Linked DNA regions of Homo sapiens: regions 2 and 3 are each linked to region 1. A link is a contact called in ENCODE Hi-C or POLR2A ChIA-PET data. All regions are on one chromosome and are shown on one strand. Each heading gives the region's core, a stretch centred on a gene start or an enhancer-like site at or near the end of the contact. The rest is flanking DNA. Distances are from core to core; before and after follow the strand shown.

Region 1 (4,938 bases), core at 1,724-4,223:
GTCTGTAAGATGCCAGCGCCAGAGCTCTTAATAACGGATTCTCAGACCTTAGAGTATACCACAATCACCCAGAGGGCACCCAGCAGGTTCCAGATAATGCTGATGTTGCTGGTCCGGGAACCATACTTTGAGAACTACTGCCCTGGATGATCCAATCTGGCCCCCATTACCTCTGAACTCATCTTCTATTTTCCCTTCCCCACAATTCCTCTTCAGCCACACTATCCTCCTTGCTGCTCTCTATGATGAAGGACATGCTTCTGCCTCAGAACATTTTTATTTTATGTTCCCTTCATTTGGGATTCTCTTCCCTCAGATATGTGTGTGGCTTGCTCCTTCCCTCTGTGATAGGAGCCTTCCAAGATGGCCCCCAACACACTCACCTCCTGATACACTCCTGTGTCATCCCTTTCTACCTTCCCTCCTGGGTGGTCCCTGAGACTAATAGATTGTGGCAGTCATGATGGAGTGTCACTTTTGAGACTAGGTTGTAACAGACATTGTACCCTTTGCCTTGCTTTCCCCTGGCTCGCTCGCTCTGGGCGAAGTCAGCAGCCATATTGTGCAGAGCCCGTGGCAAGGAACTTTGGCTCCTGCCAGCATCCGTAGGGCGAGCTTTCTTCTTTTTTCTTTTTTTTTTGAGATGGAGTCTCGCTCTGTCGCCCAGGCTGAAGTGCAGCGGTGCGATCTCGGCTCACTGCAAGCTCTGCCTCCCGGGTTCATGCCATTCTCCTGCCTCAGCCTCCCCAGGAGCTGGGACTACAGGTGCCTGCCACCACGCCCGGCTAATTTTTTGTATTTTTAGTAGAGATGGGGTTTCACCGTGTTAGCCAGGATGGTCTTGATCTCCTGACCTCATGATCCGTCCACCTCTGCCTCCCAAAGTGCTGGGATTACAGGCGTGAGCCACCATGCCCGGCCAGGGTGAGCTTTCTTACAAGTAGCTCCTCCAGCCCCAGTCAAGCCTTCAAATGAGGCAGCACCCACTGACTTCCTGACCCCAAGCTCATGGGGGAACCTGAGGCACAATTGCCCAGCTAAGCCACTCTCTGATTCCTGATGTGCTAAAACAATATGAAATAATGAATGTTTGATGTTTCCAACTGTTAAATTGGGGGTAATTTGCGATGTAACAATAGATACATAATACATTTCTCTCAGATCTTCATTCTGTGTTCCTTTCTTGGTGAGGCCTTCCCTGGCCATTCTTAAATTACAGCTTCGTTCTCATAACACTTTCTATCCCCCTTCCTTGCTTTATTCTCCTTAGTGTGTACCAAGAGCTAACCTGATATGTTTTGCTTATTTTTTGTCTCCTGGCACAACTCCCTCCCCCAATCCCATTAGAAAATTTTTAAGTTTTCACTTATGGAAAATTTTATACACATACACATTTTATACACATGTGCATGTGTCTAAAATTAACTAAAGATGGAATGGCATAATGACCACTAGAATTTAAGCTGAAGGAGGAGGAGTTTAACCACTTATATTTCCTGCAATATAACCCCGTGTCCAGCACAGTGCCTGACACAGAATAGGCCCTCAAATATGTGTTGAATGAATAATAATAATATTCATATTGAGGATGATTCTCAAATAAAGGGTTGTTTATAGATTAAAATACACTGTTTTGCTGCAGCTCCCAGAGTCCCAGCCTAGAGCTCAGACACGGTGAGTGTGGCCAGAAAATGGTGGTCTTTGTTGTCAGACTGAGTTCCAGAGATGCCACTTCTCACTGAGGCCTCAGTTCCTTCCATTAAAAGTGGAAATGGGCCGGGCGCGTAGTCCCAGCACTTTGGGAGGCTGAGACAGACGGATCATGAGGTCAGGAGATCGAGACCATCCTGGCTAACACGGTGAAACCCTGTCTCTACTAAAAATACAAAAAAATTAGCCGGGCGTGGTGGCAGGCTCCTGTAGTCCCAGCTCTTCAGGAGGCTGAGGCAGGAGAATGGCGGGAACCTGGGAGGCGGAGCTTGCAGTGAGCTGATATCGCGCCACTGTACTCCGGTCTGGGCAACAGAGCGAGACTCCGTCTCAAAAAAAAAAAAAAAAAGGAAATGACAGCACCTATCTCATAGGTGTTTTGTGACCGCTGAAGGGGATGCCAGATGTGGAGGGGCTTGGCGTGACCAGGCGTAAATGGTTCTTCAGAGAGTAGTTTCTTTCCTGCAGAGAAACTGTGGTTGTGATTTAAATATCATTTAATTTTTTTTTTCGAGATGGAGTCTTGCTCTGTCACCCAGGCTGGAGTGCAACGACGCGATCTCTGCTCACCACAACCTCCGCCTCCTGGCTTCAAGCAATTCTCCTGCCTCAGCCATTTACTTTTAAGAGGGAATTTCAAATGTCTTGTAGCAATGGCTGTACTGGAAGGCATTGAAAAACCAGAGATGGAGGAAACTCTGGTGCGCAGGAGGGAACCAGGTCTCTGTGAACTGCTGCTTTTGTATTGGCCAAGGGAGATAAGCAGGGGCCTCCAGGAGAATGTGGCCTGATTGCAAATTCTGCATCTGCCTGGACCAAGGCAATGGGGCTCGCTTGGAGGACAGGGCAGCATAGCCTGGGGGCAAGCCAGCTTCTGGGTAGGAAGGGAGAAGGGCTGAGAAACGGAGTGGCAGGGCTGCCATCTGACTAGAAAAACCTGGCCATAGCTAGGCAGACCCTCCTTGTGAGGACTACAGGGCAAGGAGAGAAGCCATGGGTAGAGAGACCGCCAAACCAGGGCAAGGAAGAAAGAAAATTTGGTGGTGGGGGAGGAGGAGATAGAGCAAGTAGCACAGAAGGGTGAGTATAAAGAGAGGCAAAGAGGAGAAGACTGCAGGAATCTCAGATCAAAGTCAAGACCCCAGAGTCCATTTCCTTCTGCTCTGGTATCTGTGGTTATTTTACCTGATAACCACAGGGGGCAGCAGAGAGCCGGCACAAGCCAAGAAAAGTGGACGAGCCCCAGCAGGAGGCCACTGGGGGCCAGAGGCTTGTAGGTGGGCCCATGGCCAGTCACCATAACCAGTGGCTTAGGTCCAGGGGCTCCTTGTGGCTTTCCCACTGGAGCCCAATATTGCTAATGCAGGCAGGATGCAGCCTTAACAAGGGGAAATGAAGCCCGGAAGTGACTATTTAAAATTAATAACTTCCGCCTAGCTCACTGTTTTTAAAATTTATTATTATTATTTTGAAGAAGGGGCATCTGTGCTTTGAAACTCAGATTTACATAGTCTTCAAGCTTTCAACTGGTCTCTCACTTTACAAATTATTCATTCACTCACTCATCCATTCATTTATTCATTTATAGAGATAGGGTCTTGCTGTGTTGTCCAGGCTGGACTTGAACTCCTGGATCCTATTGCATCAGCCTCCCAAGTAGCTGGGACTACAGGCGTGTGCCACTGTGCCCAGCTGTCTTTATAAGTTTTATTCTATGTGGGGTAGACACTGGCATTCGCTGAGGAGAAGATTAACATCTTTGGCTCTTAGCATTAATGCTAAAATAGTACCTCCCTTAGACTGGTTTCATCCATGGCCAGTATATGGCTCTCTGGGTCTCAGCGGAAGAGGTCTGAATGGAGTTCTAGTTACCACTAGGAAAATATGTGTTTTGTGTGAATTAGGTGGGGTGGGAAGAGGCTCCCCGGGGCACATCTCACTTCTTCCACTCTGACCGCACTGTTCCTCCTAGAACCTCTGGGGCCTGTGTGGCCATGGCTCTGTTAGTAGAGTGTGGGCAGTCATCCGGGATGACCTAAGACCACAGGGATGGACGTCCAGAGAATGCAGAAGGGTCTCAATCCAGCATCTCTTGAGGCCTGGAGCTGCCGCTTCAGTCTTACTGTGACTTGGTCAAGGAGCCAGATGTGTTGTAAGCAGATTAGGGAATCTTGTATTGGAAAAGACCTGGACACGGCTTCCTCCCTGTGGGTAGTATGGTCCTCTGGGGTGACTTGTCCTGCTGCTGGTGAGGTCACCCAGCCAGAGCCCCAGTGGCTCTCTCCAGATGTCTGCCTGGCCTGGCCTGGCCTGGCTCAGCACCATCCCTGCCCCAGGCTCACAGTGTCTTTGTGTTATGGGTTGGTCAGATCTCGCCAAGACAAGGAGATGGACTGGGCTGAATCCTTCAGGCAGCTGCATCGTCCCTGATGGGGCCCATTTGGAGGTTAGAGGGGAGGGATATGGTACTTACGGAGACTCTAGCTTGTGGGGGGTCTGGGAGTTGACCAGGCCAGTGAGGGCAGGGAAAGGGGCCTCCCATCGGGTCCCCACATGGACAGCAGCATTCAGACTGCAGGCCAGCGTCCACCTAGGGTTTCAGAGCCTCCTGCAGCCCCCGGAGCTGCTGGCTGCTGTTCTGATTGCCTCTGTACTGGTAGTTCCCTTCATGGAGGGCTCAAGGATGGGGGATGGGGAGAGGAACGGGGACCAGCAGCTTCTCTGTTCAATAGTCCAGATGTTATTTTGGGTCCGCAGTGGTTGGTGATGGCTCGCAGGTAGTAGGCAAACAGTGATGGATGAATGGGTGCAAGGATGGAAGGAGTAGTCAGTGCATGAATTGTGACCCTCTGCCCCAACCAGAAGATCAAAGGTGGTGTCTGCACATCAGCTGGTGGGACTTCCTTTTAAAATAAGGTCAATGGTGTCAGCCACCAAAGGGGTGGTGGCAGCAGCACAAAGGGAAAGTTTTCTGGGACCTTTTCCCTGCTGTTTATTCCTGGAGAGCACATCAGGTGGGAATCTCTCTTGTGCTGTCACAATGTCCGTCTTTCTGTTGGCCCATCTGTCCTTGCATCCTTCAGGCCAGGTGCCGTATTTGAGAGGGCGAACCAGCCGTGGCTTCGACCCTCAAGGAGATAAGGTGTCAAGGTTAGGATCTGAGCTGTCTGAGGGATGGACAAAGTGCTGATTTCCTAGAAAAAAGCTGGATGGAATGTGTGTGTTGCA
Region 2 (4,938 bases), core at 1,489-3,988, 160 kb before region 1:
TAATCCACCCGCCTCCCAAAGTGCTGGGTATTACAGGTGTGAGCCACTGTGCCCAGCCAGGTTTCTCATTGATTTCTGAAGAAGTGTAAGAAATGGCCACGCACCTACCCTTGCTTGGCCTGTCTGGCCCTCCTCACCATCTCCCTGCATCCTGCAAAGTCCTCCTCTAGAAACTCTTGCTCATCTTCAGCTCTCAGGGCCTTGTCTTCCTTGGGAGGAGGCACCTAAGCGGCACCTGCACATGCCACCCTGAATTGACAGATTGGAGCATTTATGTTAATATAGAGAGGCCTTGAAGGCTGCGTCTCCTCCTCTGCCATCTTGCTCTCCACCGTCATGTTTAACATGGCCCCTTGCACACGGCAGCAGTGGACGAGGCACTGGACTGGGGGAATGTCTATCTGGAGTCACATCTTGGCTGTGTGACCTTGAATGAGTCACTCGGTCTAGGTGGGTCTCCTTTTGTCATGTGTGAAATTAAGCTAAGTACTGGGAACTCTAAGGGTTAAGAGCTAATGCACGCACAGTCAATTCTTCACTGGGAAGTGATGCTTTACAAAGTCAAGGTATTGTGATGAATCCTTCTGTGTTCCGCCTGCATGCCTTAGACGGTGCTGAGCACAGAATCGTTCCTCAATAAGATTCTCTTGGGGAGTCGATTGCTGACTAAAGTGGATTGGTACAGCTTCTGTTTTGATCTGCCTGTCATAATGTTCTATCTCCCATCTTTTCGGGGAACTTCCCTATTCTCACCCCGCCATGTGACTTTGGTGGGGCTTGTCAACCAAGATACGTTGCTAAGTTGGGAGGAAGTTACCAGTGGCTCTCTAGTTGGGGCAGAGTCCACCTACACGTGACAGCCAGTCAGAGGTGAGAGAAGATGTCCTGTAGACATTGTGTGAGTCCCTGGAACCAGGCATCACTGAACTCCAGTGATGCATGCTGATAAATCCTCCTTTGTGTTGGCTTAAACTTGTGGATTGGATTTCTGCCACTGGCAACTGAAAGTCCTGGCTCTCTTTTCCTTCCATTTTGGAATGCAGCAGTGATTCTCTCTCTTCTTCCATTAACAAAGGGAAACTGAAAGGGTGTCAGAAGTAAAAGTCAAAACTGGAAAACTTTATTTAGGTTGGGTTATGGTGGCTCGTGCTTGTAATCCTAGCACTTTGGGAGGCCGAGGCAGGAGGAGCGCTTGAAGCCAGGAGTTCAAGACTAGCTTGGGCAACATTAGGGAAACCCTTTCTCTGTAAAAAATAAAAAAAGTAGCTGGGCATGGTGGTGTACACCTGTAGCCCTAGCTATTCAGGAGGCTTAGGTGGGAGACTCACTTGAGCCAAGGATGTCAAGGTTGCAGTGAGCCATGATCATGCCATTGCACTCCAGCCTGGATGACAGAGTGAGGCCCTATCTGTAAATAAATAGATAGATGGTAGGTAGGTACGTAGATTGATGATAGACTCTTATAATCACATTAAATGCTGTCATTAAATGACGTAGAATAATATTTAATAACAAGATAAAATATCACCAAGAAAAATGAACATGTGACAGTTTTGTTAGAAAACAGTATTGTTAGAAAACAATACTTAAAAGAGGCTTCATCTGAGCTTCATCAGTGACAAGTATTTAAAAAAAAAACAAAAACAAAAACAAGCAAACGAAACCCTTTAACTTGGTATGTTGGCCTGTGCCTATAGTCCCAGCTACTAGCAGGGCTGAGGCAGGAGAACCACTTGAGCCCAGGAGTTTGAAATCAGCTTGGGCAACAGAGCAAGACCCCATCTCTAAAAAAAAATAACCAAACTTAAAAAAAGAAGAAGTCTGACATCTGGAAATATGCTTTTAAGTCAGGTCCAGGGAACCTCAGAACCAGCCTCAGTTCACAGGCTTCTACTTTTTTGTAGAGCACTTGCTGGGTGTCAAGCTTTGTTCTATTCTTTTTAATCCTAACAACAACTTCATGCGTTAGGTTCTACTATTGTCCCCATTTTACAGGTGGGGAAACTGAGGCACAGAAGTAAAGTGACTTGCTCACTTATGGTCACACCATGATGATGCCTGGATTGAATGAAATTTAACAGCCTTGGCCAGGTGCGGTGGCTCACGCCTGTAATCCCAGCAGCTTGGGAGGCCGAGGTGGGTGGAGCATTTTAGGTCAGGAGTTCGAGACCAGCCTGGCCAACATGGTGAAACCCTGTCTGTATTAAAAATATAAAATTAGCTGGGCGGTAGTGATGCATGCCTGTAATCCCAGCTACTCGGGAGGCTGAGGCAGGAGAATTGCTTGAGCCTGTGAGGCAGAGGTTGCAGTGAGCCGAGATCGTGCCACTGCACTCCAGTCTGGGCAAGAGAGTGAGACCCTGTCTAAAAAAAAAAAAAAAAGAAATGTAACAGCCTCATTACTGAGTCCAGATGACTCCAATTTGCTGCCTCTCATAGGTGTTCATTCAACAACTTCTATAGGCAAGGAGAAAAGTTACATTTCAAAAGCCCACTACCTTCACTGTATCCATTTACACTTTGTGTGTGTGTGTGTGTGTGTGTGTGTGTGTGTGTGTACTTAACCAGTTGAGAGAAAGAAAGAAAGAGAAGAAAAGGAGAGGAAGAAAAGGAAAGAGTCAAAGGGGAATGGGCGGAAGGGAGAAAGGAAAACGGAAAGTTGAAGTGTGCAAGAGAGTGCCTGGGGTTTGAGGTTGGAGGTCAGATGAAATCAACGTAAATGTCACAACCACACTTCCTCTTGGGAGTTGGTGAATGAGTCATCACCTGGTATGCTGCCCTTTTAATTCCTGATTAGTTGGTTAACCACTATTTCTAGGTCTTTAAAAAATAGTTAATATTTTTTTCTTTATTGAGATGTTATTCACATAACGTAAAACTCAGCTCTCTACAGTATACAGTTCAGTGGTTTATAGTATATTCACTGTGTAGTATTCTAATATATTCACTAACTGCAGAACACTTCCATCACCTCAGAAAGAAACCCCTTCCCTGTTAGCTGTCACTCCCCATTCACCCCATCTCCTTACCCCTAACAACCAACAACTACTAATCGATTTCTGTCTCTGTGGATTTGCCTATTCTAGGCATTTCATAGAAACAGAATAATGTTACATGATATCTGGCCTTTTGTGTCTGGCTTATTTCACTTAGTGTAATGTTTTCGAGGTTTATCTGTATTGTAACATGCATCAGCACTTCATTCCTTTTCATGGCTGAATAATATTCCATTATCCCGATATGCCACGTTTTACCTGTCCATCAGTGGATGGACATGTGAATTGGTTATACTTTCTAGCTATTGTGAATAATGCTGTGACAAACATTGGTGTACAAGTTTTTTTGTGGGACATGTTTTCAGTTCTCTTGGGTCTCTAGCTAGGAGTGGAATTACTAGATTGTATGAGGACTCTGTGCTTAATAAAGAACTGCCAAACTGTTTCTACCTCTTTTCCACCTCTAATCCTCAAATGGAATTGATGGAAAGTCACAAAAATATAAGTTGGTTTTTGTGTTCTTCGGCTGCAGTATCCTAAAATTCTATAAGGTGAGATATGTTATTTCAAAATGGGGCCGGGCGCGGTGGCTCACGTCTGTAATCCCAGCACTTTGGGAGGCCAAGGCGGGTGGATCAACTGAGGTCAGGAGTTTGGGACCAGCCTGGCTAATGTGGCAAAACCCTGTCTCTACTAAAAATACAAAAATTAGTTGGGCATGGTGGCGGGCACCTGTAATCCCAGCTACTCTGTAGGCTCAGGCAGCAGAATCGCTTAAACCCAGGAGATGAAGGTTGAAGTGAGCCAAGATCGCACCACTGCACTCCAGTCTGGGTGATAGAGCAAGACTCTGTTTCAAAATAAATGAATAAATAAAACAAAATAAATACATAAAAATGAACAAAAATGGATCCTCTTCTATTTAGGCTGACATGCCTTGCAGCAACCTTCTGGAGCAGGAAGATGGTTTATTGGATCATATGGGCCAGGGTTCTCCATCATTTATTCATCATCCAGTTGACCTGATACCGTTCTGTTCAAGAGAGGATTCTTTTTTTTTTTTTTTTTGAGGCGGAGTCTTTCTCTGTCGCCCAGGTTGGAGTGCAGTGACACCATCTCTGCTCACTGCAAGCTCCGCCTCCCAGGTTCATGCCATTCTCCTGCCTCAGCCTCCGGAGTAGCTGGGACTGCAGGCACCCGCCACCATGCCCAGCTAATTCTTGTATTTTTAGTAGAGATGGGGTTTCACCGTGTTAGCCAGGATGGTCTCGATCTCCTGACCTCGTGATCCGCCCACCTCAGCCTCCCAGAGTGCTGGGATTACAGGCGTGAGCCACCGCGCCTGGCCTTTTTTTTTTTTTTTCTTGAGTGTTTCTCTGTTGCCCAGGCTGGAGTGCAGTGGTGCAATCTTGGCTCACTGCAACCTCCGCCTCCCGGGTTCGAGTAATTCTCCTGTCTCAGCCTCCAGAGTAGCTGGGACTACAGGCATGCACCACCACGCCTGGCTAATTTTTTTTTTTTTTGTAATTTTAGTAGAGACGGGGTTTCACCATATTGGCCATGCTGGTCTTGATCTCCTGACCTTGTGATCCACCCACCATGACCTCCCAAAGTGCTGGGATTGCAGGTGTGAGCCGCTGCGTCTGGCTCTTAACTGAGAGAGGATTCTTAACCAGCAGCAAACAGTTATCCAAGGGATGCAGGTGAAGAAAGGTCTAGGTTAACCGAAACCAACGAGGCAGCTTTTCACCCCACAAAAATAACCTCCAACACCAGAACACAACCAAGAAACATAAAAGTGCAAAAAAACTGTGTTCTTTTTTTGACTCCCTCTTTCTCAAGCTCCTAAATCAAAAATGCCTGTGCTAGCCAATAATTGATGTTCACGTGTGCTTTATGATTTTTCAGGTGCTCTCACATGAGATACATGATCGGCTCTCAC
Region 3 (4,938 bases), core at 737-3,236, 130 kb before region 1:
CTGGTCTCAGTGGTTTCTGAGATGACTGTGGGAGGGGGTGCATTCCATGCTGGGGTACTGGTGGCACCCAGGCATCTTCTGAGCTTGTGAGACTTTTTTGGGAGGCTTGGGGCTGGGGAAGCCCAAGGGAGAGGTTGACGGGGTACAGGGAAGCATGCTTGGTGGTCTGAGGTTGCATCTTCAATACCCCATGCTTTTACTTATCTCCTCAACCCACAGGTGAACAAATCGTTTCGTGGGTGGAGAGAATTTTTAAAAACAGATCTGTCGATTCAGGAGCATTTAATAATAATAGACAGCATTTACATAATATGATTTTCCAGACACTGGCCTAAGCACTGGACCTTCATTCACTCATTTAATCCTCACAATAGACCTGTAAGTAGTATTCTTATGCCTGTTTGACACATGGGGAAACTGAGGCACAGAGCAGTTTAATAATTTCCCCAGCATCACCCAGCCAGTGAGTAGCAGAACCAGGCCATCTCTCTCCAGAGCCCAAGTTCTTTTTTTAAATTTTTAAATTTTTTATTTGTTTTTTGAGGCAGAGTCTTGCTCTGTTGCCCAGGCTGGAGTGCAGTGGCCCAGTCTTGGCTCACTGCAATCTCTGCCTCCCGGGTTCAAGCGATTCTCCTGCCTCAGCCTCCCAAGTCGCTGGGACTACAGGTGCATGCCACCACGTCCGGCTAATTTTTGTATTTTTAGTAGAGACGGGGTTTCACCATGTTGGCCAGGCTGGTCTCAAACTCCCGACCTCAGGTGATCCACCCTCCTCGGCCTCGCAAAGTGCTGGGATTACAGGCGAGAGCCACAGTTCCTGGCCTAGAGCCCAAGCTCTTAACCACTGGCGGCTGTATACATTCCAATCTTCTGCACCCCAGCCCGTAGAGAGGAGATGGAGGACCGTTGCAGCTCCTGCAGCTCTGCCACTCCTGCCATCCGAAACTCATCTGCGTGCCCACCTTGGGGTTCCAGTGGGCCTTTGCTTTCATGTGGCAGTTGTGAAGGAAGGAAATGGTGAGAAAGGATGAGAGGAGGGGTGGGGGCAGCTGCCGTAGCTGCCGTTCTCCACCCTCCCTCCCCCTAGCAGCCTGCCCTTTCCTCTCCCCCGGCTGCCCACGTGGGAAGCTGTTGGAGGGTGCAGGCTCCTGAGCAGCCCTCCTGAGAATCTTCGCTGTGCTTTTTTGTTGTTGTTGTTGTTTTGTTTTTGAGACAAAGTCTCACTCTTGTCCCCCAGGCTGGAGTGCAATGACGCGATCTTGGCTCACTGCAACCTCCGCCTCCCAGGTTCAAGCGATTCTACTGCCTCAGCACCCCGAGTAGCTGGGATTACAGGCACCTGCCACCACACCCAGCTAGTTTTGGTATTTTTAGTAGAGACGGGGTTTTCGCCATGTTGGCCAGGCTGGTCTCGAACTCCTGACCTCAGGTGATCCACCCGCCTTGGCCTCCCTTCACTGTGCTTTTGAGAACAGACCTTCTACTCGTACTCTTAGGATTGAGTCCGTCCTGGTCTCGTGGAACCATTTGTGGGAGACTCAGCAGAGGAACCAGGAGGAAAGGCAGTGGCCCCCCATCCTCCACAGCTAACACTCTGGCTGCTCTCAAATCCTCCCAACTTTTGAGGAAGATGAGAGCGGAAGCATTTCTGCAAGAATGGAGGGAGGTGGCCGGTGGCTGGCCTGGCTCCTGGTGGCCGTACCTTCTGTTGGTAGCTGTGTCTTCTACTGGGGCCTGGACCAGCACTTCCAGCTGGATATGGAGTGGGAAGAGATGGGCGGGTCCAGAGCTGGGGGGGGATTGTCACGGGGCGGGGGCAGGGGGACAGGCATGAAGGCCAGCCTTGCATTTCTTCCCAGCAGGAAAACCCTTGGTGCTCTGCTCACTAGCAGTCCTGCCTGTGGTTAGCACTTCCGAAAGCGAGTGCCAGCTTGTGGTCAGAGGCTTGAGCTGCCAAACAGGTTTGGCCTCCTGGTGTGCCTGGGTGTGACATCCTCTTCTGCTCTTCCTCTGTCCCCAGGCTGCCTGGCTCTGGGCGTGAGAATAGTCAGGCAAAAGGAACCAAACTCGCCCAGCAGGTGCTTGGATCAGCACTGCCAGGAGAAGACAGCCTGAAGGACCCACTCGTTGAACTTGGTGCTTCTAAAGAAGATATGCTGGGTCTGAAGCATGGAATGTCAAGTTAGCTGAGGAGGCCTAACACCAGCAGGTGCTTTGGGGTGGCACCAGGCAAGTTCTAAGGACAGTGGGCAGCTTCTAGAGAAACCACTGAGTTGTGATTTCCTGTAGATGAGAAGACAGCAGTTCTAACTAACTCAGGGTGTGGTGTGTTGGGAGAGGAAGGAGGAGAGAAGTGGGCCTTGGACCTTAAACAAGAATCAAGGACACTCTTGGGAGCATCCCCCAGCTTGTTTAGCATGTTTCGTCATGATTGGCATGGTCGTAGGAATCCCCTGAGACATGCTCTTTTCTAACCTTTCTATAATTAGTTGTCTTAACCTCTGTCTCCTTAAATAAAATGTCAGCTTCATGAGAGCACTGAGGGCCTGGGCCAGGCCCACGGTGAGCACTCAGTAACTACTTAATGAAGGAATAAATCAATACAGTGAGCAGAAGAGCTAGAAAGATCTTTAGCAAGGGTAACATCTTGAACTCTCTAAAATTGCCACCCACACTCCAGTCTACCCTGAACTCCTGATTCCCTTTACCATGTTCTATTCCCCCGATCACCTTCTGACATTCTTTAGAATTCACTTTTTTATTGTGTTTAGTGTCTGCTCCCCGCAACCCATTCCCACCTCATGCTGGAGCCGTCACTCCAGGAAAGCAAGGGTTTATTTCCCTTCTGCTTTTTTCATTGATGTGCCCCCAGATACTTAGAAACAGCGCCTGGTGCATGGTATATGCTCCATAAGTATTTGTCAAATGAATGAATGGCTGAAAGTGCCCGGAAGGCACTCAGCAGTGCCATCTGTCCCTGGGGACAGATGTAAGAATCCTCTTACAGTGCATGTCACCATGTGGCATGTGTACGTTGTGCTGGTGTCCAGTGGGAGGGGAACACTTGCCTCCTCTGGGAGGTGCTGCACAGGCTGGCCACCTGCGCTGGGCCTGCTTGGTCCTCATGGTTAACTGGGCCCCGGGGGTAGGACCACCCCCCTGATAAGTTAAGACAGCCCAGAGATACACAAGGGCTTTTTTTTTTTTTTTTTTTTTTGGAGACAGAGTCTCACTCTGTCCCCCAGGCTGGAGTGCAATGGCGCAATCTCAGCTCACTGTAACCTCCGCCTCCTGGGTTCAAATGATTCTCCTGCCTCAGCCCCCAGGGTAGCTGGGACTACCTCCATCACACCTGGCTAATTTTTGTATTTTTAGTAGAGACGGGGTTTTACCGTGTTGGCCAGGCTGGCCTCAAACTCCGGACCTCAAGGGATCCACCAGCCTTGGCCTCCCAAAGTGTTGGGATTACAGGCGTGAGCCACTGCGCCCAGCCCACGAGGGCTTTTTGGAATTGACTGGCAGGGCAGTGAGGGCCCCCAGGGCAGGCCGGAGAGGCTGACCAGGTAGTGAGTGGAGCTGTTCACAGATGAGGATTTTGAGCCTGTGGTTGGGCTGCATTCCAGAATCCAGCTGTGCTCCCATGACTTCCTTCCCACCTTATGCGCTGTGAGAAGCGGAAAAATACCTGGCTGAGAAACCGAGGGCTCAGGCGATATCCCTGTTTACTCCATCTCTATCATCTTGTCTTGCAACGAGTGACTGACTTAGAAATGTAATCCGGGATGGTCTTGGCTGTCTCCACGCCCTGGAGAGCAACAGGGTCCTGGTGCTGCCTGTTACCCTCGGGGAAAAGTGCAGACCCAAGTAGGTCCAGCTGTGTCCTTGACATCTCCACTTGTCCTGTCCAGGACGCAGTTGCCTAGCCCAGGTCTGGGCTACAGTGGCTTCTCACAGCTCAGTAAATGGCTAGTTTGTCCTTCCAGCCGCTGGAGGCAAAAACCTTGACTCCCCTTTTTTTCTCACATTCCACATTCAGCATGTTGAGAATGCAGGTTGGCCCTTCTTGCAAAACAGATCTTTAAACACAGGATCACTTCTCACCACCCTACCACTGTAGCCTTGGACTGAGCCACAGCTGCCACCACAATGCTGCCGGGCTGTTGCAGGCGCCTCCTGGCTGCTCTGCTGGTCCCTAGTCTGTTGTTTTCACAGGAAGGGTCTGAACACATCGTGCTTCTGCTTACCACAGTCCAGTGGTGCCCCATGTCGGCAGAGTGAAGACGCGGAAGCCCTACAGTGGCTGATGAGGTGCTACATAATTGGGTCCCCATTGCTGTCCTGACCTCAGCACCTGCTCCTCCCCGTTGGTCTCACTCCTGTGTCACTCCTGCCTCTGTCCTCCGCCTTCCGTGGTGTTTCTTTAAATGTTCCAGGCATGCTTCCTCATCAGGGCCTTTGCAGCCCAACTCCCTGTGGGGGCTGAGTAATGGTCCCCTGAAGATGTCTACCTTCTAATCTCTGGAGCCTGTGAATATGTTACCTTCTGTGGCAGATGGGATTTTGCAGTTGTGATTAAGTTGAGAACCGGAGATGGGGAGATAATCCTGGATTATCCACGTGGGCCCAGTGTAAGCCAAGGGTCCTTATGAGAGGGAGGCAGGAGGGCCAGAATCAGTGTTAGGAGATGTGATGTTGGAAGCAAGAGGCTGAGTGACGAGAGGAAGGGGCCGAAAGCCAGGGAAAGTGGGTGGGCTCCAGAAGCTGAGAAAGGCAAAGAAATGGATTCTCTCCTAGAGCCTCCAGGAGGAACCAGCCAGCCCTGCAGACATCTTGACTTTAGCCCTGTGAAACCTGTTTCAGACTTTTGACCTCCAGAACTGTAAGATAATAAATTTTCATTGTTTGAAGCCCGTTAGTGTATGGGAATTTGTTACAGCA

What was found. A loop is a pair of places that touch in the nucleus more often than their neighbours do. ChIA-PET counts read pairs that join two places held with the same protein, here RNA polymerase II (POLR2A). Pooled maps may share reads with other maps.
Region 2: a pooled map shows a loop between it and region 1 (3-fold over the local background). The contact joins two enhancer-like sites. A Hi-C loop is called at or near these places in 4 of 37 single-sample maps with no recorded cell type and 3 of 50 pooled maps. POLR2A ChIA-PET finds 5 or more read pairs at or near these places in 2 of 52 experiments (T-cell and activated CD4-positive, alpha-beta T cell).
Region 3: a loop to region 1 is called in a map of natural killer cell, with 1.9 times the contacts of the local background. The contact joins two enhancer-like sites. A Hi-C loop is called at or near these places in 5 of 168 maps with a recorded cell type or tissue (Calu3, cardiac septum, gastrocnemius medialis and 2 more), 4 of 37 single-sample maps with no recorded cell type and 5 of 50 pooled maps. POLR2A ChIA-PET finds 5 or more read pairs at or near these places in 5 of 52 experiments (BJ, HEK293, PC-9 and 2 more).

Annotation. Positions count from the first base shown.
Region 1 is chr17:9,985,971-9,990,908 of GRCh38, reverse strand. All of the region lies in intron 2 of GAS7 (growth arrest specific 7), which reads left to right. Among named protein-coding and RNA genes, the nearest start is that of RCVRN, 83 kb to the right of the region's middle. Within about 2 kb of position 2,973, at least 6 of the 41 ENCODE cell types and tissues checked have a DNase peak (open chromatin) inside an H3K27ac peak, as active enhancers do; they include gastrocnemius medialis, where a contact is called at or near this core.
Region 2 is chr17:10,148,036-10,152,973 of GRCh38, reverse strand. The region is part of intron 1 of GAS7 (growth arrest specific 7); the gene reads left to right. Among named protein-coding and RNA genes, the nearest start is that of GAS7, 48 kb to the left of the region's middle. Within about 2 kb of position 2,738, at least 3 of the 41 ENCODE cell types and tissues checked have a DNase peak (open chromatin) inside an H3K27ac peak, as active enhancers do.
Region 3 is chr17:10,116,984-10,121,921 of GRCh38, reverse strand. All of the region lies in intron 1 of GAS7 (growth arrest specific 7), which reads left to right. Among named protein-coding and RNA genes, the nearest start is that of GAS7, 79 kb to the left of the region's middle. RefSeq lists enhancers at 1,404-2,362, 2,537-3,064, 3,595-4,124, 4,125-4,654. Within about 2 kb of position 1,986, at least 24 of the 41 ENCODE cell types and tissues checked have a DNase peak (open chromatin) inside an H3K27ac peak, as active enhancers do; they include gastrocnemius medialis, where a contact is called at or near this core.